Regions from separate parts of the Homo sapiens genome. Here all the other regions are linked to region 1. The links are chromatin loops, found by intact Hi-C in ENCODE. Cell type or tissue: K562. All regions are shown on one strand.

Evidence for each region. A loop is a pair of places that touch in the nucleus more often than their neighbours do. Peaks named below come from ENCODE experiments on the same cell type or tissue, not always from the same donor. Only the 100,000 strongest peaks of a DNase experiment are listed, where the experiment ranks them.
Region 2: it touches region 1 in a loop (3-fold over the local background); 20 of 110 quality-filtered maps call a loop at or near these places.
Region 3: a loop joins it to region 1, with 6 times the contacts of the local background. A loop is called at or near these places in 4 of 110 quality-filtered maps.

The regions. Positions count from the first base shown.
Region 1 is chr1:18,296,596-18,304,595 of GRCh38, forward strand. The region is part of intron 3 of IGSF21 (immunoglobin superfamily member 21); the gene reads left to right. LOC124903863 (a long non-coding RNA gene) reads right to left here and starts at 1,736. Exons shown (of 2, transcript XR_007065516.1): 1 at 1-1,736. RefSeq lists enhancers at 1-696, 990-1,515, 3,520-4,147. In K562, CTCF peaks have their summits at 3,307 (motif pointing right) and 6,423 (motif pointing left); DNase peaks (open chromatin) are centred at 3,286 and 6,416; H3K27me3 peaks cover 269 bases.
Region 2 is chr1:18,571,873-18,579,872 of GRCh38, forward strand. No RefSeq gene overlaps it. Among named protein-coding and RNA genes, the nearest start is that of PAX7, 55 kb to the right of the region's middle. RefSeq lists enhancers at 5-504, 3,280-3,858, 3,859-4,436. In K562, a CTCF peak has its summit at 3,895 (motif pointing left); DNase peaks (open chromatin) are centred at 3,899 and 7,321; H3K27me3 peaks cover 1,518 bases.
Region 3 is chr1:17,918,095-17,926,094 of GRCh38, forward strand. No RefSeq gene overlaps it. Among named protein-coding and RNA genes, the nearest start is that of LINC01654, 140 kb to the right of the region's middle. In K562, CTCF peaks have their summits at 1,943 (motif pointing right) and 4,942 (motif pointing right); DNase peaks (open chromatin) are centred at 1,527, 1,947 and 4,957.

The DNA of each region.
Region 1 (8,000 bases):
TCAGGGAAAGGTCAGAGAGTCCTTCCTGCGCCTGCCATTTCTCAAATTCCATCTGCTTAAAATATTCAATATACCAAGGTGCCAAATTTGAGGTGGCGTGTCCTGAACCCCCTCCCCATGGAATGTGGCCATTCCAGAGGGCAGCTGTGACCTCCTTGGAGGTCCAAGTGAATCACAGTGAGGCTTCAACCACTCCGCCCACACACATGCTGTGTCTTCCATTTCCTGAAGCACCCTGAGGCCCTTGTCCCATTCGATCTGCTCAGGAAGCGATGAGGAACACTGGACAGATTTCACTGGCCTTAATTCACTGGTGCAGGGAATCTAGATTCGAGGGGCTCAGTGTATTCCTGCCCCCGACCTGCTATTGCAGATCCCTCCAACACCTTGGCCAATGCTCTTTGCCAACAAGGTCCTACTTGTCCTTTCAAGTTCAGCTTAAAGGTTGCTTCCTACAGGAAGTCAGCCCCAACTGCTCAAGCTCACCGACTGATGCTATGTCTTCAGAGTCTGCCCGCCCCCCCACTAGACTGGAAGCCCCATGAGGACAGGGACTAGGTCTGATGTTTTCACCACCATCCTCTCCCCAACCCCCAGGACAGCACCCAACCCTGGGCATGTGGTAGATGATTTGTAAATATCTGTGGGGTGAATGAGTTCGTGGTGAACATGGTGGTGGAGTCCTTTCAATGCAACACTTGCTGCTGGGGTGGATGAACAAGACACCTTAGGAAAGGAACATCCAGGCCCCCGTTCCTTCCCCCAACACTCACATCATTCATTCATCACAAAGGAATTGAGTAGTTACCATATATCAGGGACAATGATGGAGATAAAGTGGTGAACAAGACATAATCAGACCTGCTTTCGGGAGGTTTCTGATCTAGTGGGTGAGGAGAGACACACTACAAAAATGCCTTTAAAATAATAAGGAAAAACAGTTACAGTGTGTGATGAGTGTGGTGAAGGGAATAAGGTACAACTGTCCCTCAGGATCCATGAGGGATTGGTTCCAGGACACCCCCAAGCAGATACCACAATCCTAGGATTCTCAAGTCCCACATATAAAATGGCACAGCATCTGCACATCACCCACGCACATCCACCTGGATCCTTTAAAGCATCTCTAGATTACTTATAATACTTACTATCATGTAAATGCTAGGTAAATCATTGTTATACTATATTTTTATTTGTATTATTTATATTGTTGCATTATTATTTTTTTTCTCTGAATATTTTTGGTCCACGGTTGGTTGGATCTGCAGATTCTGAACCCATGGATCCGGAAGGCCAACTGAAATGTGATAGAGAGGGGTGAGAATAATGGAGTGAGGGCATTGCACAGCTCCTCATAGGAGATACCTGGAATGTATCTCCAGGAATCTGGAGACATCTGAGCACAGATCTGTAGTATAAGAAGCCAGCCAGGCAAGGTTGGGGCTTGGGAGGGCACTCCAGGTAGACGACATGGCAAGTGCAAAGGTCCTGGGGTGAGAAAGAGCTTGGTGTGATCTGGGAGCTGACAGAGGGCCATTGCCACCAGAGCACAGTGAATGGGGAGGTCAGCTGACGTTCACTCTCTGTGCCCTAGAAGCTGCTGAAGGGTATGGCATGCTCTGATATGCGGTTTGTCAAGCTCACCTTAGTTCCTGGGTAGAGAGGGTGGGTTGGAAGTGCCAGGGAACGAAGACAAAGCCGTCCACAGAGGAGCCTGGAATCTGACTTCCAGGTATAAAGTATTCAATATACCAAGGTGCCGTATTTGAGGTAGCGTGTCCTGAAGCCCCTCCCCATGGAATGTGGCCATCCCAGAGGGCAGCTGTGACTTCCTTGGAGGTCCGGGTGAATCACAGCGAGGCTTCAACCACTCCTCCCACACACATGCTGTGTCTTCCATTTCCTGAAGCATCCTGAAAGCCACAGGTGGTGGGGAACAGCTGGGCGGGGCAGGGTGGACCTGGGGGCCATGTAGAGAAAGCCAATGCTGGGCTGCACCTTTTGATGTATGTTTATCAGGAGGGAGACTCGGGAGAGCTGGAGTAAATGAAAAAAAGAGGCTGAGAATGCAGGGCGCTGGAAGAAATGCCACTTCCTTTATTACTCTGAGGTGCATCGGTTCACATGTACACTCAACAGTGCACAATAAGCGTTGGCTGCATTTGAGGCACATAGCTACGGTGCACAAAAGTGGCTAAAATCAGCCCCTGCCTCTTCGGAGCTTACAGCCTGTTCCTCTCCCTTCACGCCCGTTGGCCTATAAGCTCCTCCAAGGCTCAGCTATATCTTCTTCATCTCAGTAACCCCAGGACCTACTTGGCATTTAGAAAGGAACAATAAATATTTGTGGAATGAAAAGAGAGAAAGGGGAGATAAAACACGAGATAAATAGCTAACAATTCAAGTAATAAAGTGATCGCTGTCATAGAGAAGATTCAGATATAATACAATGATGAATCAGAGATGCAGAGACTGGGGAAATCAGGGTGATGCTGGCATTTGAAGTGGTTCTAGAGGCATCAGTGGGTTTTAGACAAAGAGGAGCTGGGAGCTGATTCTCTGGTCAGAGGGCCCCATGTGTGCAAAGGCATGGCAAGAGGAAATTGACCAAGTAGTGGCAAGACCACTCTATGGGCAGACAATGGCTTCTAAGCGGAAGCTCTCTGGAATCTGTTCAAATGAAAAAAATAAGGGATTGATTTTTAAATAGGCACATTAACTGTTTGGTTCAAAGAGCAGAGGGGTTTGTTTCCCTTTGAAAAGTTAAATGATCCTTCTACAATCTATTCATGTGGAGACCAAACTCTTTTTTTACAGTTGATACAAAGAAAAGTGCCATCTGACCCTCGTTGATTTCAAAGTCTGAATTCTCCAGCTCCCTTCTCCCTCTGTATATTTTCATGAAGCATACGTCTTCTTTCTCTAAAATATACCTAACAGGTGCTGCTTGCCACATGAAGTGGTCATTCATTTATTGATTCTTTTGACCACTCAGCAAACACACGTTGTTGTTGCCAGGCACTCAGCAACAACAAACACAGGCCCTGCCCTTATGAAACTAACTCTCCAAGAATACGCTCAGTTCCTGACCTGCTGGAAACCCGTTCCTCTCTCTCCCACCCAGAGTTCATCCAGGAGTGTGAATGAGAGAGAGTGGAATTGTTTATTTTATTGTTTTTAACAGATTATGCCTCTTAGCATTAGAATTGAAAGCCCCTGGCTTTCCACCCCAAGTGGGAACCTGGTCCCCCTCTCAAAATCAGGGGTGATTTTAGAAGACAGGGTTGCAGGTCTCCTCCCAGCCACTAGGGGGATGCTCAGCAGCCTTCAGCAGCCTTAAATTTCCCATCAACTGGCCAGTGGCTCATGCCTGTAATCTAGCACCTTGGGAGGCTGAGGTGGGAGGATCACTTGAGCTCAGGAGTTCAAAACCACACTGGGCAAAATAGTGAGACTTCTTCTCTAGAATAATAAATAAATATAAAATTACATATCAACTGAGCAACAAGCCACCCACTGGTGGTGTCTATACCACAGGCCAGCTCACTGACTGCCTGCATCAGGATCACCTTGGAAGTTGCTTTAAAATACCAATTGCTGAGCTCCACCAAGACAGAATTTGATTCAAGCCCAGAGCAAGACCTGGGGAACCTGGAATTCATTTGCTAAAAAGTCTTCCAGGTTAAGATATGGGCAGTGAGATTTGGAAAGCCCGCTTCACACAATCCCATCCACCTGCTCGGATGTGCACACTGGGGTCAAAGAATTCAATGGCCGGCACCAAGGCATAGATAATTCTAATTGTTGCTGGTCCCTATCTGCCAACAGGTGGTTATTCTAAGGCCCCTAAAGCCAGACCACTTTTAATTGAAGATGATGAAATAGCCAGGCCAGCCAGTGACCTAAGAGTCCATTCCCTGAGGCCAGAGTGAACTCACAGGCACCAGCCAGCCCTGGAGCTTGAGCTGCCCGCATACCTGGGCTGCCAGTCATTAGCAAAGCAATAATAGCTGGCATGTGTGGTGCACTCATTGGCCAGACCCTGGGCTAAACTCCTCAGGAAGTGAGGCCTTGCCTGCAGGCCAAAGGGAAGGCCAGGAGCAAGATGCTCTTTCTGTAGCTCCCTGGCCATGACACTCTCCCCAGAGATAGAGTGTGCGCATGCTTTCCAGCTAGAAGTTCCACTGGACCCAATCCCAGGCCTCCTACCCCCAGAGCTCTAATTAGGAAAGGGGGGCCCCCCTTTGTCAGGTCCCAGAGCAACGCTCCGCTCAGACTGCAGGAATCTGCTCTCAGCCTTCCTCCCTGGTTCTCATCTCTCTGACTAGGACCCTCCCTTCTTCATCTCTGGGTCCTCCATGCTCAGCCCAGCTCCTGGGATAGATGCCCAGGGCCTCCGTAAAGATTTGTCGAATCAATGGGCTGAAGGGTTGTATTCCAATGTGGAATTATCATTTCAAACAGTTAGCAAAACTCTTTCCCAACCCATCATCTGGTTTAACCTGTGGAGCACAGATCTCAGACTCATTGAATCCTGTTATTCAGATGCTGACATGGAAGAACGAGAGGAATGGTCACTTGTCCAAGGTCAAGCAGGTCGTGCAGTGGGAAGCCTGGGTTAACGCCCAAGCTGTGGCACTCCATGGGCCATTGGAGCCAGGTCCACTTGTGGGGCCCCTGGGCCATGGAGCATGGTGAGCAGGTCATCCAACAAATGGTAATTGTTTTGTTTGTTTGTTTGTTTGTTTGTTTGTTTGTTTTTGAGACACAGTCTTGCTCTGTCGCCCAGGCTGGAGTGCACTGGCACGATCTCAGCTCGCTGCAACCTCTGCCTCCCAGGTTTAAGAGATTCTCCTGCCTCAGCCTCCCGAGTAGCTGGGATTACAGGCACCCACCACCACACCTGGCCAATTTTTTGTATTTTTAGCAGAGACAGGGTTTCACCATGTTGGTCAAGCTGATCTCGAACTCCTGACCTCAAGTGATGCACCCGCCTTGGCCTCCAAAGTGCTGGGATTACAGGCATGAGCCACTGTGCCCAGCCCCAACAAACAGTAATTGATGCCCACCCTGTGCCAGGTCACTTAGTAGGGGAGACTGACACGTGAGCTTGTCTCTCCACCCCTACACACATGTGCGTGTGTACACAGAGGATCTACCCAGGATGCTTGGTCCCTCCAAGTAGAAAGTTGCCAGGATCAGTCATCACCTTAAAAAGAGCCACAGCTTGGCAGTCCCAGGCCCCTGGATGCCACAGCCAGGGAGAGCAAGTGATGCCTACTCTTGGCTCTGGGAGAGGGACCTGGGAAGCCAGTGCCCTGCATTTTCTCTGCTCTCTTGGCTGGTAGCATCAATTCCATTGACTAGAGGAGAAATCTGTTTAACCTAATGTGTTTCAAATGCTCCGCCTCAGTCCCCATGGAGCTGGGCACACTCCCCTGCTCCCCATCTTCCCCTGCCCCTGGCACCTTCTCACTGCCTCCCCCATACCGGCATTGACCTCTCAGGTTCCCACTTCTTCTCTCCTTCTTCAGGGGCTGCCTGGCCTTCTCTGCCTTTTCAAAGCCCAAAGGTGCTCCAGGCCCAAGCTCCAATGCTCAGCTTGACGCAGCAGCCCTCCCCAACCCTCTCCCCAGTGGCAGAATTGAACCTGCCTGCTGTGCCCAGGGAGCGCCCCATGCATTCCACTTTAGCCTTCTCCTGCTGGCTCCCACCTGTCCACTCGCATGTCTACTGTCTCCACCAAGGCCATGAGCAGCCCAGACAGGGCAGGGCTGATTCTTCTCCATGGCTCCTACCTCATGCATAGGAGCAAGCTCCACAGAGGACCGGCACCATCTCCCTAACTCTCTCCACCTCCTGTTACTGAAGGTGGACACTCTTCTCCTCTTGTTCCTTGACTTTCAGTCTTTGATTTTCCTTTTTAGAATGATATTCTTCTCTTCTTTCTCTCCCCCCTTTCCAAGAGCCCACTTCCTATTGCGGTGCCCTTTTCCTGCCATCCTGTGCACACAGGCTTGCACGGTGTTTTCATTCCCTCTCTCCCCATGCATTCTTGCATCTCTTGGCTAGGAGTCCCTCTGTGGTCCTCAAATCTCCCCTGCAACACAGACTCCAGATCTTGATGCCCCAGAGGCCCCTGGAACTTCAAGGAGGCTCCCGTTTCCAATTTAGAAGGAGGGTCAGGGGTATTTCTCCTTGGTTGGGTCTTGGGTTAGTGAAGACATTTGAGGCAGGGAATTGAGATGATCCCTGTTGCATCCACAGCTGCCACTGAGTTCTCTACCTACCTTCCCCCACTCTCTATTTGACCTTGGACCCACAAGGAGGCCACTGGAACTCCCAGAACACACCCTTCTGACACCAGCCTAGCTCCCCAGGGAGGGAAGCACTTGCAAAGCTGTCTGCTGCCCTCTGGTGATGCACTAGGGTATGGCAACTTGGGGGCTGGGGGTCGGATTTGGTGGGGGGCGTCTTGCCTGGGGCCCCCAACCACCAAGGATGGGTCTTGTTTCTCAAGGCTAGGGACCCTCCCTTATTCATCTCTAGGTTCTCAGTGCCCAGCAACGGGTCTCAGGAAAGGCTCGTTAAATTAATGGGCTGTCAGGTTATCCAAATATGGAATTATGATTTCAGCAAAACTCTTCCCCACCCATTGTTTGATCAAACCCTAGCAACCATCCTGTGCAGTGCAGATCTCAGACTCTATTTAGGGGGCTCAGGTGCAGCCCAGAGAAGAGAAGCGACTTGCACAAGAGCTGAGAGCTCCCCGTTAAGGCAGAATTTTCCTCCCCCGGCAGCCTCCCCAGCTGAGGAGGCTGAGCCCTATGCTCATGGAATAGGGTGGGGGCACTGGGGTCACCTGTTCCCACCTCTGGGTAGTGGCTTGCCTTGATCAGGGGCCTTCCAGAGACAGCATCTTCACCCAGAATCAGCCATCAGGAATTGTAGCCCAGTGCCAGGAAGCACCCTGGGGGGAGTAATGGGAAGTTAGTTCCGATGTTGAATGCACTTTGGCATGTTTCAAGCACCTCAAGTAAGGGCTTGACTTAATTATTCATTCGTCCTTTTAGAAGTGTTTGTTTATTAACTGTAGACATCGGGAGACAGAGATGAGCAGGACAGGTAAGTTCTCTGTCCCCATGGAGCTGACATTCCCAGGGCTATGCTAGCAACACAGAGAGAGGTGGGGAGGCAGTGGGGCTCTGCCAGGAAGAGGTTGGATATGGTCAGCAAGGGTGAGGGACACAGGCATCCATGTATTAAATCATCCAATCTGCAGGTGAGTTTGAGGACCACTGTTATAGAACATCCTTGGTCATTAGAGAGAACTTGAATTGTATTCTTAGAGTGATGAGGAGTCATTGAAATTGACCTCGGTTTGAGTTTTACACTGCCAAATGATGAAGCAGGGAGATTGGGGTGGGGTGTGATGGGGCTGGACAGGCGGAGGTGGAGAGAAGAAATGGGGATGAATTAGGAAGCAGACCTGGCAGCACTCGCTGATGGGCTGGAAGGGGGACACCAGAAAGTGAGAGAGAAGTTAAACGTGGCCCCTAGGGCCATAGCCATTGCATTTGGGAGGAGAGGGGCTCCTTCCTGAGAAGAGGTGACTGATGAAGACTTGCTCTGGCTGAGGGTGTAGGACAGAACTCACGAGTTGTTTGAATCAGATTAGACATGTCTGTTAGATGCCTGAGCACAGCCAGCAAGTAGGTTGGTGGAAACACAGGGCGGGGGAGAAGTTGTGACCACAGATACAAATATGGGAGCCACCAACACACGGATGCCACTTAAAGCCACCATCCCCTCCAGACTCGGGACAGATCTGCTGGCAGCCTTCAGACATCACCCAGGCCAATCCTCTCATTCTCCACCTGAGAAACCAAGGCCCAGAGACTGTGGATGACTTCCGTAAGGTCACACAGCAAGCCAGCCGCAGAATCAAAAGTCAACTTCTGACTCCTAAAGGAGAACTGTTTCCATTCCACAGTGCTCAA
Region 2 (8,000 bases), 280 kb after region 1:
CCCCACCATCCCGTCCTCCATTTTTATTTCTCTCTGAACCTTGAAAGACAAGGGTTCCGGCAAATCGCTCCCGCTGGCTGATAGAGCCTGCAAGTGTCTTGCGTCGCCCATCCACATCCTTGAGTCAAGTCCTGCCCTGCTGCTCAGACTGACCACCCTTACTTCTGGCCCAGGTCTGGAGGGCAGATATCTCAAGACCGCAGAGACAGGGACTGAGCTGTTCATCCCACCTCGATGCCTCTGGCAGGACACAGTGGACAGGGATCAGCTCCTTGTTGGTTGCCAGGTCAGTGAGCCCAGCCACCTGCTGCCCACCTGCTCTGGGGACAGAGGAATCAGGAGCGTGTGTGGCTGAGGTCAGACTTGCTCACTCATTCATCACGCTCTGCTTCTTTCCTTCCTGCACACCTTGTAAGCCGTGGTTCTCTTACGTAGAAATTAGTCGACTTATTTTTTGTCTTCCCACTGCAGGTAAGCTCCATGAGGGCAGGGCCCAGGGCCTGCCCTGTCACAGTGGGTCCCCAGGTCACTCATCCCCACCTACCTCATGGCAGAAACTCAATCAATATTTGCTGAACAAGAGAGGGCCTCTGTGAAGGAGGCCAGGTTATTCCCATTTATAGGTGAGGGGACCAAAGCTCAAGGGAAGAGCATACGAACCCAGGACCTGGGAACTGCAAGCCTTGTATTATTCTCCATGCAGGCTGCCTCTTGGGAACCCTGCTTTAGAAGGGACAGTGCAGTCTAAACTGGTGCATGCAAATGAAATGCAAATGACAATGCAAATATCACTGGCTGGCTTACACAATGTCCTGGCCTCTGGGAGGATTCTCTGAGTGACACTGTCGGAAGCTCTGCTGCAAACTGGTCCCTCCAGGTGGCAGCTGGAGTGGGAATAGGAGAACACCCAGAAGAGACAGGGGGAGCAGTTACAACACTGGTCCTGACCCCAGCCACTCCATCATCTAAGGTCTTTGGAGGGGTGCTCACTGTCCAGTGGGCTCAGGCCCTACCCTCCCCATTCTGCAGAGAAACCAAGGCACACTGTTGAGGACTGGAATGGAATGGAGCTGAAACAAGGACCCCACCATGATGAGGAGGATCGGAGTTCTCAACCCCTGTACCCGGCTTTATGCATATAATCTCATTCAGTCCTGACACACCCTTTGCAAGAGGGATCTGCATGCTTCATTTTGCAGATGAGAAAACTGAGGCTCAGCAAGGTCAGCTAACTCGCCTAAGGCTACAGAGCTGGCAAGTGTGGCTGGCATCAATGCCCATTTAAACCTCTGCACAGTTCCGCCTCGCTCATCCCTGTATTTCCTCGTCCTCCTCACCCACACACACCCATGTTGTTCCAAGGATTGCCTCTCTGCTCCCGCTGTGCTCCAAGACCCCCCAGTCCTTCCAGCCTAGAGGAAGCCCTCCTCTTCCAGGGAGCCCTCCCTCATGTCTTCCTCTTTGGGAAGCCCTGCAGCAGGGAGAGACTGTGCCCGCAAATGTGTGGTTTCACTTCCTCTGTATTTCTTGCATGAGCCACCGGGCATGGTGGCTCATGTCTGTCACATCTCTCTATTTCTTCAGCCCCCACCCTAGTCAAGCCACCCTTATCTGTCCCCTGGGAGACCCCCACCACGTCTCCTCATTCCATCTCAGCCACACGGGCCTCCTTCCTCTGTTTCCAACACACCAAGCTATTGCTGCCTCAGGATGTTTGCACCAACCGTTCCCTCTACCTGAAGCCCAAAGCCTCTGGCCTTTGTTCAGCAGTGTCATAATTTGAGGTCTCAGCTCATAGTGCACCCCTAAGAGTAGCCGCCGCCCCAGTGGCTCCTTATCTCATCCCTCTGTTCACGTCTCCTGCAATCCACGATGATCTGTTTGTTTCTTTCTTTGTCTCCCTCCCTTAAGGTGTGAGCCTCAAGGGCAGGGACCTTGTCTCTTTAGTTTGCTGCATATTCCCCGCACAGAGGAGGCACTCAATAAATATTTGTTGAATAAATGAATAAATCAACTAGTCAATTGAACAATCAATCATGAAAGAGGGTTTTAATGTTTCGAAGAGGCTCTGGGTCCAGAGCCACCATGAACAGCCAGCACCAAAATCCCAGAGAGGTGACAGGGCCACTCTGGTCTCACTCAGTCAATCATATGGTCAGTCAACAAACTCTCACTGGGCTTGCTCATCCAGCAGGCACAAAGATGCAGCAAGAAATACGATGGGTGTCCACCCTGCCCCCTGAGCTCGGTGTCCAACAGAGATGTTGAATGGCAGCTGACAAAACCACTACTTCGACCCAGGTCCCACTTGGGCCAGGACTCTCCACCACCACTGCCCTGAGTCCAGCCTTGGCAAGACTCTGAGACCCGGGTCTAGGGAAGCCATTCATTGACTCAATTTCTGCTCACTGGGAAGCAGTAAAGTGATTAGCAGTGTGGACCTGGGTTCCAATCCTGTCTCTGCCACCTACTAAGAGCATGACTCTCTGCAATGTGTCTAGGCCTCTGGGCCTCAGTTTACCCATCTGCAAATGGGGACAGTAAAGGCATCTCCCCCATGGAGTTTCTCCAAGGAGAAGGGGTCAAGAAGGACCTACCGTGGTGCTGGGCACATATGTGAATGCTAGTCACCACTACTGAGCTGCCCGAAAGGAGCCAAACTGGGGCCCGGGGACACAGAGTGGATTCAGACACTACTGCAGAACACTCCCAGACCACAAGGCCATGTGACAAGTGTAACAGGACAGAGTTGTGGGGAGCCTCAGGGAGCCGCAGGGCCTGGAACCCACCCTGGCAGCCAGAACAAGTTCCCAAGCCTATTAAGCTGGGTCAAATCGCCCTGCCCACAATCCCATCTTGTTTTTGTTACTTAAAAAAAAAAAAAAAAAAAATTCTGGCCGTGTGCAGTGGTGCACACCTGTAACCTCAGTGCTTTGGAGGGCAGAGGCAGGAGGATTGCTTGAGGCCAAGAGTTGGAGACCAGACTGGGCAACACAGTGAGACCCTGTCTCTACCAAAAATTTTAAAAATTAGCTGAGCGTGGTGGCATATGCCTATAGTCCCAGCTACTCAGGAGGCTAAGGTGTGAGGATCACTTGAGTCCAGGAGTTGGAGGCTGCAGTGAGCCATGATTGTGCCACTGCACTCCAGCCTGGGCAACAGAGCAAGATCCGTCTCTTAAAAAAGAAAAAATTGAAAACCGAAGCCAGGATGAGGGTGTTGTTGGCTCAGTCCCTCCCTGCCCATGTCCCCTCATCGGTTCTGAGGCCTCACCAGGTGGGCAGCAGCTGAGACCTGGGATCTCCTCTAGGAGCTGGAGGGGTCTCCTGGGTAGAGGGAAGGAGAGAAGAGAGAAGCCTCTGCTTAAATCCAGGACCTCTCGTCCTACCAGGGGAGCACACAGGTTTTCGCAGCCCAGCTGGCTCAGGAGGGGCTCTGTCCTCCAGAGCAGGGCTACCCGGGCCCAGCAGGGGCTGTCAAGGGGGAACCTCATTTTAAGCCACGGAGCCCTTTCTGCTCATGAAAAGGAGCCTGCAGGTCCCACAGACAGAACAGAGGACTAGAAGTCGGGAGGCACCAGGCAGCCTTGCCTCCCCAGAAACTAACCAATCCACCAGCTCCCTGTGCAAATGGGGAAACTGAGCCCCAGGAGGCACGGGAGGGTGACTTACCCAAGGTCACACAGAGACAAGACTGGCACTCAAGTCCCCTCGCCCCCACGGACTCACTGCATAAGAGGGTAAAAACAGCACCAAGCTCTGGATGAAGGGGTTGGGAGTGAGTGACATCTGGCCAACCCGACCCCCAGCTCCGTCTTGCCTAGGGCAGCCCCCAGCCCAACCAGGGACCCAGCTCCTTGGGACGGATTCGCCCAGGCCTTGACTCTGCTGGCCCCCAGTGGCCATCTGTGTTGTTCTTCCAGCACCAGGTCCCTGACTGAGCTGACAGCTGGTCCAGGGGCTGAGCCCTGGAGTACGACAAAAATATGCAGGAATGAGGGAGCGGGAAGCCGAGGTGAGAGGCCACAGAAACAAGCTTGGCCTCCTCCCCTAACTCCTCCCCACAAACACAAACCTGAAAGAGACGCTGGGGAGAAAGTGGAAGCCAGTCAGTGTGGGGTCAGGAGCACACCTCTGGGGGTCTTTGGACTCAGACTGAGGCTCCAGTCCCGGCTATGGTGGACGGTAAAAGGCAAGAAATTATCCTCAGCTGTCCTCCCACACCAAGGTGCCGTCTATTTCCGCGCCTCCCCCCCCACCCCCGAATCTGGCCTACCCTTGGTTTTGTTTGACAAGTAGAATGCAGCAGGAGTGGTGCTGTGTGAGTTTTAAGGCTGGGCCTTAGGAGACCTGCCTCAAGCCCAGGTGTGGTGGCTCACGCCTGTAATCCCAGCACTTTGGGAGGCCAAGACAGGCGGATCACCTGAACCCAGGAGTTTGAGACCCGCCTGGGCAACATAGTGAGACTCTATCTCTATAAAAAAATTTTTAAAAAAATAGCTGGGTATGGTGGTGCACACCTGTAGTCCCAGCTACTCAGGAGGCTGAGGTGGGAGGATCACTTGAGCCCAGGAAGTTGAGGCTGCAAGTGAGCTGTGAATGCCCTGCTGTGCTCCAGCCTGGGTGACAGAGCAAGCCCCTATCTCACAAAAAAGAAAAAGATCCACATAATAAGCACACAGTAAACAAACAGGTCATTTTCACCAGGTCATCACTGTCACCACCACTGCCATCATCATCAACACTCTCATCGCCACCATCACCACCATAATCATCATCACCATCATCACCAACATTATGCTTTGTGACCACAGAAAACTAGCTGAGCCTCTCTGGGCCCAGGAAAGTGGTGCCTTCCAAAGCGGGCAGGACCCTCAGCAGTGGAGATGAAATGTAGAAAGCTCTCTTCGCTCTCTCTTCAGCCCTCCCTTCAGCCCTCCCCCACAAGGACCAGCACAGACGAGTGAGTTTCCACCCCGTCTTCACTTCTGGGCAAAACTCCCTGAACATGTGGAAGACAGAGTCAGCTTTTTAGCATCTGGGGCTTCCTTCCCCCACATTTGAGCTCACCAGAGCCCACCGGCCTCAGAAAGTTGTCCCTGATCCATTGCCCCCACTTGTCTTTCTGAGAAGGCCTGGACAAGGACAAAGACACATTTGAACAGCCCACATTCTCCAATTATTGGTCTTTCACAAAAATCTCCTGAACCCCCACCCCCTGGGGCCATACACTGTGCTGGTTCCCGCACCTACACAAACAAGATGAGAACAACCTTTGGAATCAGACAGGCCTAGACCCAGGCAGACCCCTTTAATTCCTAGGCACATAAAGGTGGACAAGTCATTTAGCCTTTCTGTGCTCCGAATAACAGATAGATGACTGAACACAGGAAGCCCTTCCAAAGCTCCTCCAAGACCTTCTCTGCACGCTCATCCCAGGGTACCAGTATCCAGGGCAGAGTCTGGTATGGACTGAACAGTGGGGCTGCTCTTAGGCCTTCATGGACGCAGGTGTCCTGCCCTCCAGCTCCATGGCGAGTGGGCTGAGCATGATGTTCTCACCCACAGAGGGGACTCCCCCATTCTCTGGACCTTGCTTTTCTCTCTGTTCCCAGCTCTGAACCACTTCCAGCCTCTGGAGAAGGGTTGAGCTGTCAGTCAACAGCCCTTGGGATATGGGCCTGGCTAGGGCCTCTGCCGTGGCCTGGCTTTTCTTTATCACTGATGGCTTTGCCAGATGGTCACCTGCACAGGCCATTTGAAATACACAGGAACCTTTCATCATGGACAACTTGAGGCCAGGAGTTTGAGACCAGCCTGGCCAACATGGTGAAACCCCGTCTCTACTAAAAATACAAAAATCAGTAGGGCATGCTGCCACAGGCCTGTCATCCCAGCTACTCAGGAGGTGGGAGAATCACTTGAGCCTGGGAGGCAGAGGCTGCAGTGAGCTCAGATCATGCCACTGCAGTCCGGGCTGGGAGACAGAGTGAGACTCCATCAAAACAAAAACAAAAACAGAACCTCTCAGGATTTGTAATGACAGCTGCTACCACATCTCAAATGCCTAGATGTCCCAGGCAGAACTCTGGGACCTTTCCATATGTGCCGTCAGCAAACATTTATTGAGCACCTACTATATGCCAGGTGTTTTTCTGGGCACTTGGGAGATAGTAGTGACAAACACAAAGCTCCATGACTGTGCAGAGCTGATTTTTCTCTCAGGGAAAGAAAGAAAATTAAATCATAATAAATAAGTAAATTATGTAATAGGTGGTAAGGGCAATAGAAAAAGACAAACTGCATGGGGAAAAGGGATTGATCCTGCTGAGAGAATCTCAGTTTTCATCAGGTGCTCAGAGTGGACCCCACTGAGAGATGATTTTGAGCAAAGACCTAAAGGAGGTAAGGGGATGAGCCAAGCAGGCATGTGAGGAAGGTTTAGCCTGTGGAAAGACCCTGGGGCAGGAAGAGGCTGTCCCGTTCCAGAACAGCGAGAAGGCCAGAGGGGCTGGAACAAAGTGGAAGTAGCAGGAGACGAGGCCCAGAAAAACTCTGGCTTTACTCTGGGGCTTGCTGCAGAGTGCTGAGCAGAGGGACAACAGGATCTGACTCATATTTTTCAATGCTCTCTCTGAAGCTGGCACAGTGGCTCACGCCTGTAATCCCAGCACTGTGGGAGGCCGAGGTGGGCAAATTGCTAGAGCTCAGGAGTTCAAGACCAACCTGGACAACATAGCGAGACCCTGTCTTTACAAAAAAAATACAAAATTAGCCAGGTGTAGTGGTGTGCACCTGTGGTCCCAGCTACTCAGGAGGGTGAGGTGGGAGGATCACCTGAGCTCAGGGAGGTCAATCAGCCATGATCACATCACTTTACTCTAGCCTGGGCCGCAGAGTGAGACCCTATCTCCAAAAAAAAATTTAAAAAGCCCGGGCGCGGTGGCTCATGCCTGTAATCCCAGCACTTTGGGAGGCTGAGGCAGGCGGATCACAAAGTCAGGAGATCGCGACCATCCTAGTTAACACGGTGAAACCCCGTCTCTACTAAAAATACAAAAAAATTAGCCGGGCGTGGTGGTGGGCGCCTGTAGCCCCAGCTACTCAGGAGGCTGAAGCAGGAGGCATGAACCTGGGAGGTGGAGCTTGCAGTGAGCAGAGATCATGCCACTGCACTCCAGCCTGGGTGACAGAGCGAGACTCCATCTCAAAAAAAAAAAAAATTTTAAATAACTTCCTCTGGCTGCTGCGTGGAGACTTGTAGGGGGCAGGGATGGGAGCAGTGAGGAGGCTGCCTAGAGTCCAGGTGTGAGAGGATGATAACTCAGAGCAGGGTGGCCCAGTGGAGGCGGGTAGAAGAGATCAGAGCCAGGATGTATTCTGAAGGTAGGGCCCTGTATTAGTCCGTTCTCAGGCTGCTATGAAGGACTGCCCGAGACTGGGTAATTTATAAAGGAAAGAAGTTTAATTAACTCACAGTTCCGCAGGGCTGGGGAGGCCTCAGAAAACTTACAATCATGGCAGAAGAAGAAGCAAACACATCCTTCCTTACATGGCAACAGGAAGGAGAAGTGCTGAGTAAAGGGGGAAAGGCCCTTTATAAAACCATCAGATCTCGTGAGAACTCACTCACTACCACGAGAACGGCATGGGGTAACCGCCCCCATGATTCATTTACCTCCTACCAGGCCCCTCCCATGACAAGTGAGGATTATGGGAACTACAATTCAAGATGAGATTTGGGTGGGGACACAGCCAAACCATATCAGGCACCAACCAGGACTCCCTGATGGACTGGATGTGACTTTATTTCAGCTTCCTGGCCCCTCCGAGAGGTGGGCATGATTATTCCCATTGTATTTTATTTTATTTTATTTTTATTTTTATTTTTATTTTTATTTTTTCTGAGACAGGGTCTCACTCTGTTGCCCAGGCTGGAGTGCAGTGGTGCAGTATCAGCTCACTGAAACCTCCACCTCCTGGGCTCAAGTGATCCTCCCA
Region 3 (8,000 bases), 380 kb before region 1:
CTCAGCATGCAGGATGTTTATTAGGAAGCCTTTTGGAAACACCACCCATGGAAGGGAGAGGATGGAAACAGAACTGGGCAGAGGGAGAATTTGAGCTGGAACAGAGTCCCAAAATGATCTTGGCCAATGGCACTTGGCTAGCCAGAGTTTGAAGGGCTCTTCAGAGTCTGCCCAAGTTGGGGGTGAGGGCTAGGTGTGGGTCTCCCTGGGGAGTGAGCAAGACTTGGGTGTGGTGACTTTCTCCAGCTGAGGCAATCCTCGAAGGGGGCTGGCAATTAGGATCTGTGAGTTGGTAGCCCTCCCAGTAGCTGGGTGCCCAGTCTCTCCAGTCTTTCATTCCTGAAGGATTGCCTGGGTAGCACATCACAGAGCTTAGCCCAGAGGCTTTCGGAAGTCTCCTCTAGGTCAGTCCTACCCTGACCACTCTGGGACCCAGGTCTGCTTCTCCTGGCTCTGCTGTTCCTGACCCCACTTCCTGTTGGCTGCATCTTTTGTCCCCAGGGTCCTGATCTCTTGCCTTCAGACCCAACCTGACAATTGGATGTGGTTACTAAGTGCCTGGGGAATTTCTCCCCTGTTTCTGGGCTTCCCTCTGACCCCAGTAAAGCCTTCTCTAGAGGAAGGACGTGAGCCCTTGTCTTCACCAGCCAGCTCCTGGTTTTTGCACTTATGGAAGGGAGCCATGTCGCTAATCATGCAAAGCAGCAGATAATACAAAATCATTTACATTTGTCCTTCAGTTGCATTACGTGATTGCAAGGGGATGGAAGAAGTGTGATGACATCAAGTAAGTAAGGGCACTCTGGATACAGACTGCCTAGTGTGTACCTCGGCTCTACCACTTACTAGCTGCATGACCTTGAGTAAGTTATTCAGCCTCACTGTGCCTCAGTTTCCTAACCTGAAACTGAGAATTTAACAATGGTACCTATATCATACAACTATTGTCAGCGTAATAAATCATGACATATCCAGCCCTTGGAGTGTTGCCTGATTCATAGTAACTGCTCAATAAATGTTTGCCTTGATGGTAATGTTTGGTAGAAAGTTTTGTTAAAATATTTACTTTTATTAATTTTTTAGAGACAGGGTCTTGCTGTGTCACTCAGGCTGGGTGCAGTGGTCCATTCATAGTTCACTGCAGCCTCGAACTCCTGGACTCAAGAAATTCTCCCGCCTCAGACTCCTGAATAGCTAAGACTACAAGCGCATGCCACCATGCCTGGTTAATTTTATGTTTTTTTTTCTTTGAATTTTTGTAGAGATGGGGTCTTGTCATGTTGCCTAGGCTGGTCTCAAACTCCTGCCCTCAAGTGATCCTCCCACCTCAGCCTCCCAAATTGCTGGGATTACAGGGGTGAGCCATCGCATCTGGCCCAAATGTTATCTGCCATCAACTTCACTTAATTGGAGTTGACCCAGAAGATTTGAAATGGCAGGAGAAGTTGTTCTGGCATTAAAGGACTTCCATGAATGTTACACAAGTAGATCAAGCCCAGACAGCCACCTAGACGGGACATTGAGAGGAGTCAGCACCAGGGACAGCTCCCATTCTCCATCTCAAGAAAGATTTTTCCTCCAAAGGACAACGAATCACAGAAACGATTTCAACTGCTCATCCTCCAAGCCCCTTGACAAGATAAGCGTCCCCCAGAACTGGGCCCCAAATGTTCATCATCCAGCGATGATGTCTGTGTCTAATCAAGATTGCCCACAGGAGCCATGGAGAAAAGACTGAAGGAGCGAGAGAGAGAGAACTTAAGAGTCCTGGGTCCGTCCTTACCAGTGCATGTACTTGAGGGGTGGAGATAGGAGAGGGTCCTCCTCCCATGCTCTGGGGCACCCTTTTCTTATCTGCAAAGCAAAGGAGTTTGTTCTCCCAAGACTTGCCAGGCTCTGGCAGGCTTTGGGTCTGTGCTGGTCCTCTGGGGATGGAGGCCATGAGTCCCTGGGGCCAGCAGATGGCACCCTCTGTCCTGTGTCCACCCATGGGGCAAGCTTTCCTGGCTGGCCACCCACAAGACACCGCTGAGGATCTGAAAGTTGGCTGGAGTGAGTGGAGTCCTTGAACCCTGAGTGTCTCCGCTCTCCATTATTCCTTCATTATCTGCTTCCCAAAACCCCATCCCCTGCCTCTTATCACCATGGCAGCAGGTGCTGAGGCTGTGCCTGCCTTTGAGATGAATGTTTGTCCTGTTCCTATCTGACCCTGTATTGCTGCCTGGTCCTCTGCCTTCCCCTGAGAGGTCTGCATTGCAGGGCTTGGGGAAAAATCCACCCAGTTCTTTCTCTCCTCCACCCCTCCTGTCCCCCACTGTAGGACGTTCTGGGTTGGTCCAGCACAGTGGAGCCATAGGGTAGAAGGGAAAGGGAAGCCCCAGCCTTGCTTCCTGTCCCGTGCTGCTCTTTTGCTCCAGGAGGGGCTTGTGTTTGCTGGGAGCAGGAGGTGATGCTCTCTGAGTCACAGGAGGTCAAGAAGTGGAAATGAGGTCCTGAGACATGAGGATGATAGATACTTTAGTCTTGAGTACTTGCTCAGGGCCAAGCACACATCTCACTTAAGCAGACGATGCAGGCACCATCATTTTGAAGTCTATGGCCAGAGAGGTTCAAGTATTTAGCAAAGGCCACGCAGCTAAGGAGTAGCAGAGCGGAACATCACACCCAGTCTGTCTGACTCTGGGGGTGAATTAAACAATGTGATGTTGTGGGGAGAGATCTTGGCCAAGAGTCAGCCAAACGGTTCTGATCCTGGCTCTGCTCCTGAACGCAGTTGTGTGACCTTCGATGAGGAGCTTCCTCGGTTTCCCCATTGGGAAACAGAAGGATTGGACTAGGATGCTCTCTAAGGATCCTCCAGCTCTAAGAGTCTATGAATAGACTTTCCCTGAGATGAGAGCTTTTTAAAAACTGTTTGCAGGAACCCACATATGCACAAACCCAGCCTTATGTACAAATGGAGTAGGCGGCAGCCTGTATGGTGTGAATGATGGCTGCTGGGAAGGGCCCCTGCCCGAAATATTTCCATCGCTCATCCACTGCCAATGTGCTTGGAGTCTGCCATTCCAGAGCCATGCCTTCACCAAGTTCCTATTTCAAAATGCAAGCACCTCAAGGCGGCCTAAGAGATTATGTCCTTTATTTCTGGGGGAAGGGAACTTTTATTTTGATGGATGCCAAAACTGGTTTGCATTTCCTGAGTTTAAAGTAATTCTCTTGCAGGTGAGAGTAGCCTGCTCAGTGCCAACTGGGAGAGCAGAACCTTCCTTCCATTCAGTAGTTGGGAGGGAACTGGGGAGGCTGCTGGAGGATGCCTGCTGCTTTATGGAGCATCCTCGGCTTTGGCTCCAGGTAGACGTGGGCTTGAATCCTGGCAGCCGGGTGACCTTTTGGGATACACTCTGACTTCCTCCTTCCTGGAGCCAAGTCTCTCATTTCCCTGGGACTTAGCACACACAGGCTGCTGGAATGGCTTCTTCCGGAAGAGGAGGGATCCAGCCCCACTGAGTGGGTATGTTTCCCAGGAGAGGCCTGGAGGCTGATGCCTGGGAAATGCCAACACCTCTCCCCTGGCTCCTCTTGGCAAGCCCATCTCTGCACCCCTCCCTGTCTTTCCAGCAGCCCATTGGAGGCTGATGGACAGGAAGGTGTCATTTCCTCCTCCCACCCAACATCACCACCACTTCCCTCACCCTGTCCCCTCCTGGCTCCGAGTAGCGGTGAAACTCTTCCCGATGAGGGGTACCTGCACCATCCAGACCCTCTCTAAATGGAGGGCAGCCATGCTTACTGGGGCAGGTAAGATGATGTGGGAGGTGCCTGGCACATGATGGGTGCTTGATGCATGTTGGTGACACCCCACCCCTTTCTGTTCTCCTTGCATTTATGAGGTCAAGTTAAACATGGGGGGCACAACCACATGGTGAGCTTGTGGCTGAGCTATGGCCACACACACTCTTCTCTCTCATAACCCATTGGTCCATTCAGCCCTAGAGATCTTGACAGAGGGCAACTGTCACAGAGCCACAAAATAGCAGTAAGGGACATTGCCTGGCACAAAGTAGGTGCTCGAATGATTGTGCTATACTCAGGATAACATCTAGGGTCCTTCCTGGGCTCCTCTAGCCTCTGTAGGGTCTATCTGGCCCCTCTCCAGCTCTTTGACTTTGTGTCTTGCTACTTCCCTGCTTGCTGATTCCACCTTAGCTGCATGAACCTTCTCTAACTTCCTGGAACATACCAGGACCTTGCAGCCCTCCCTCTGGAATGGTCTCCCCCAGTATCTGCATGGCTTATTCCCTTGCTTCCTTCAAATCTCTTTACATGTCACCTCGGTGAAGAAGACTTCCCTGACCACCCTAACTAAACTAGCACCCCCGTCACTCCCTATTCTTTAAAGCATTTGTCTCCCTTACCTTATATATTTCTTTGTTTGTTTGCTTATTGTGAGAATCTAGCATCATACCTGATAATTTTTTTTTTTTTTGATATGGTGTCTCGCTCTGTCGCCCAGGCTGGAGTGCAGTGGCGCGATCTCAGCTCACTGCAAGCTCCGCCTCCCGGGTTCACGCCATTCTCCTGCCTCAGCCTCCTGAGTAGCTGGGACTACAGGTGCCCACAACCACGCCAGGCCACTTTTTTTGTATTTTTAGTAGAGACAGGGTTTCACCGTGTTAGCCAGGATGGTCTCGATCTCCTGACCTTGTGATCTGCCCGCCTCAGCCTCCCAAAGTTCTGGGATCACAGGCATGAGCCACCGCGCCTGGCCCATACCTGATAATTTCTACAACACATTTTTGTTTGCTGCTGTATCCCCAGCACTGAGAACAGTACCTGGCACATAGGAGGTGCTCAGTAAAGATCTGTGGACTGAATGAATGGATGGATGAATGATCCATGTGGGCAAGACCAGTGTTTCTAACACAAGTTCTCCAGATCTCTAGAGGGCGCCAGAGGCCATCCCAGGGGTTCTGCAGCTGCTCGAAAAGGGGACCAAGAATTTACCTAGGATTAAATCCATATTGGCTATTGCTTAATAAATGAAGTTTGTTCTATAACCATCCATTCAGAAAACATTTATTGAGCACCTACTATATGCCAGGCACAATGCCAAGCATCAGCATTACGACGCTGAGAGAAACAAGCACATTTATGCCATTTTGGAGCTGGCAATGTCATTGGGGAGCTCATGATATTCAGAGTGGGGTCCCAGGGCGGCTGCACCAACAGAATTTCTGACTCCATCTCCAGATGGTCCTGACAGTTTTCGTCTGCATTTGGAGCAAATCTGCCTCCTTGAGAACATTTCCTTCTTCACCCCAGCCTTGGCCTTCCATCTTATAAATGAGACATTTGTACAGGAAGATCCTTAAGAACCTCTCTGGCTCCCACGTTTCCTGGCTCCCGGGGAAGAACTCAGGAAGACAGAGGCATTGGGTGCTTCTGATCTCAGGAGAGCCTGAGATATGGAGGGGCAGCTTAGCACTGGGGTCCAGATGAGGACACTCTGAGTGCCAGGCTTGGAGGATAGCTCCTCCCTGATGCCCGCTGTGCAGGGAGATGGTTCTTTTCCTTTATCAGCATCCTGGCACAGCATGCAAGGAGCTGCCTTCCCTTGAGTGGCAAAAGCCAGGCTGAGTGCCAACTTATTAGGAATAGCTTCACCACTACCCAGAGCCAGGAGGGGCCAGAGTGGAGGATGTGGTGGTGATGTTGGGTAGGGAAGAGAGGGCGAGAGCTTCCCATTCATCAGCCATCAGCCTCTGACAGGCTGCTGAAAGGGAAGGGAGGGGTGCAGAGATGGGCTTGCCAGGAGGAGCCAGGGAGAGGCGGTGGCATTTTCCAGGCACCAGCCTCCAGGTCTCTCCTGAGAACACACCCACCCAGTGAAGCTGTTGCTGGCTGGATCCCGCTACCCCTGGAAGAAGACATTGCAACAGCCTGTGCGTGCTGAGTCCTGAAGTGAGGGATTTGGCTTGCGAGGGAAGAAGTCAGAGCAGAGCTGGAAAGGAAGACTTTTATGGGGAGAGTGGGGAGGACTGTCTCTATAGAGCCCCACCAAAAAAAAAGCAGGAAGTGTTTAAGTCAGATACTAGGAAGAACATCTCGGCAGGACCAGTTGTCATTTTATTATCAAAGAGGACTGTGGATACCTGTGTAGAGGTTGTTGTGTCTGATTTCTGAATCATCCATATGAGCTCTGATTCATTCATTTGTTCATTCATCCATCCATCTATCCATCCATCCATCCATCCATCCATCCATCCATCCATCCATTCATCCATCCAACCTTCCATCATACATCCATCTTACTGTGTGCCAGTGCTGAGCCCTGGGCAAGGGAGATAAATAAGACAAAGTCCCTGCCCTCCAGGAGTCTGTGAGTGGGACAAGGCACATGCCTAGCTAACTAAAACACACAGCCAAAGTGGGTGGTGGCATCTTAGAAGGACCAACAGGAGATTAGAAGAGAGACGACACTTGGGACCAGGTGGTCACAGAAGGCTTCCTGTAGGAGGTGGTATTTCAACTGGGCTTTGCAGTATCTCAGAATACCCAGGAAGACAGGACAATGTAGACACAGACTCAGAGGTGGGAGAGTGCAAGGCCCAGGCAGGAGTGTCAGCCTACCATGTGGCTGAGGCATGTGGTTTCAGCAGGGGTGCTGAGGTCACCTGACCCTGGCCTTGGCAGGAAGGCTGGGTCACCTGAACCATGTCTAGCCTATCAGTAGAGTCCATTCTCCTGGCTACATGATTGGTTCCAGAATGGCATGTGAGCCAAGATGTTCCAATGAGAATCAGCCATGGGATTTTTGCTGGAATCACCCTCATCCCTTATGTCATTTACAGCCAATGGAATTATCTTCTACACAGCCTCTGGTGGAGAGATAGCCAGACCAGGAACTGAAGTTTGGGCTTGAGCTCTGGCTCTGTTCCATGCCCAATATGTAGTCTTGGGCAAACTCTTGCCTCCCTCTGGGTCTTTGTTTCCATGTTTGTAGAAGAAGGAACTCAAGGTAGATGACCTTCGAGGTGCTACTAACTTTTTAACTCTGGAGTTGTACATCTCTTAGTCCCATTTCCTCTCCATCCCGATGCCACCATCTTGTGGGGAGGTGTGTGTTTGGGGAGGAGTTCTGCTGGGTATCTGAGCACACAAACACAAAAACATCCAGCAATTGTTATTATCTGCAATTTCTTGGCTCTTCCTTGCTGTGCTTCTGCTTTCCTCCATTTTAACAAGATTGGGGGGAAATTGACGAGGCTTTGCATATTGAAAGAAGCTGAAAACCCTGCCTGACTCTCACCCTCCCTATCTGACAGCAGCTCAGGGAGGATGGGCTGCCTGTCTGCCACTCAGCAGAGCCCAGCTCCAGCCCACAGCATGGAGGCTCAGGGGCTCTGTCTCCTCCTGGCATCTCCTCTGTCTCTGTTCCCCATAAGACTTGGGAAGTTCATTATTTCCCTGACTGGCTTTTCTGGCGAGACTCAAATTAATTTTCCATCTCTCCTTCTCTCCCAAGCTTCGCAATCATTAAATGCCAGGGAAAGTTAAATAAACAGCTGATTTACAGAAGCATTTCCTTTCTTTCTTTCTTTTTTTAAAAGCAGGAACCTCTATTAATCAGTTGTGCCGAGAGCGGTCTGATTAAGCAGTTCGCGCGCCCTTCAGAGGAGCAAGTGTGGGGTCAGCGGGCCTAGCGACTGGCAAGAGGCTCCTAATCTGGGATAAAAATAGCGCAGGCCCCTGTCCCCTCCGTCTTCTCCCCACAGAGGGGGGAGGGGGGCAGGCCTTTTCTGCATGGAGGGGCAAAACAAGGCACTTGGCTCAGACCTGAGGTCTCTCCACTATCCTGAGCTGAAAGACTTAAAAAAATATTTTCATATTTTCACTCAACTCCGCTGTTACACAGAGACTCAGAGAGGGGAAGGCACCTACCCTGGGTCACACAGCAAGGTCACGGCAATGCTGGGATTAGGATCCTGAATTTCAGTTTG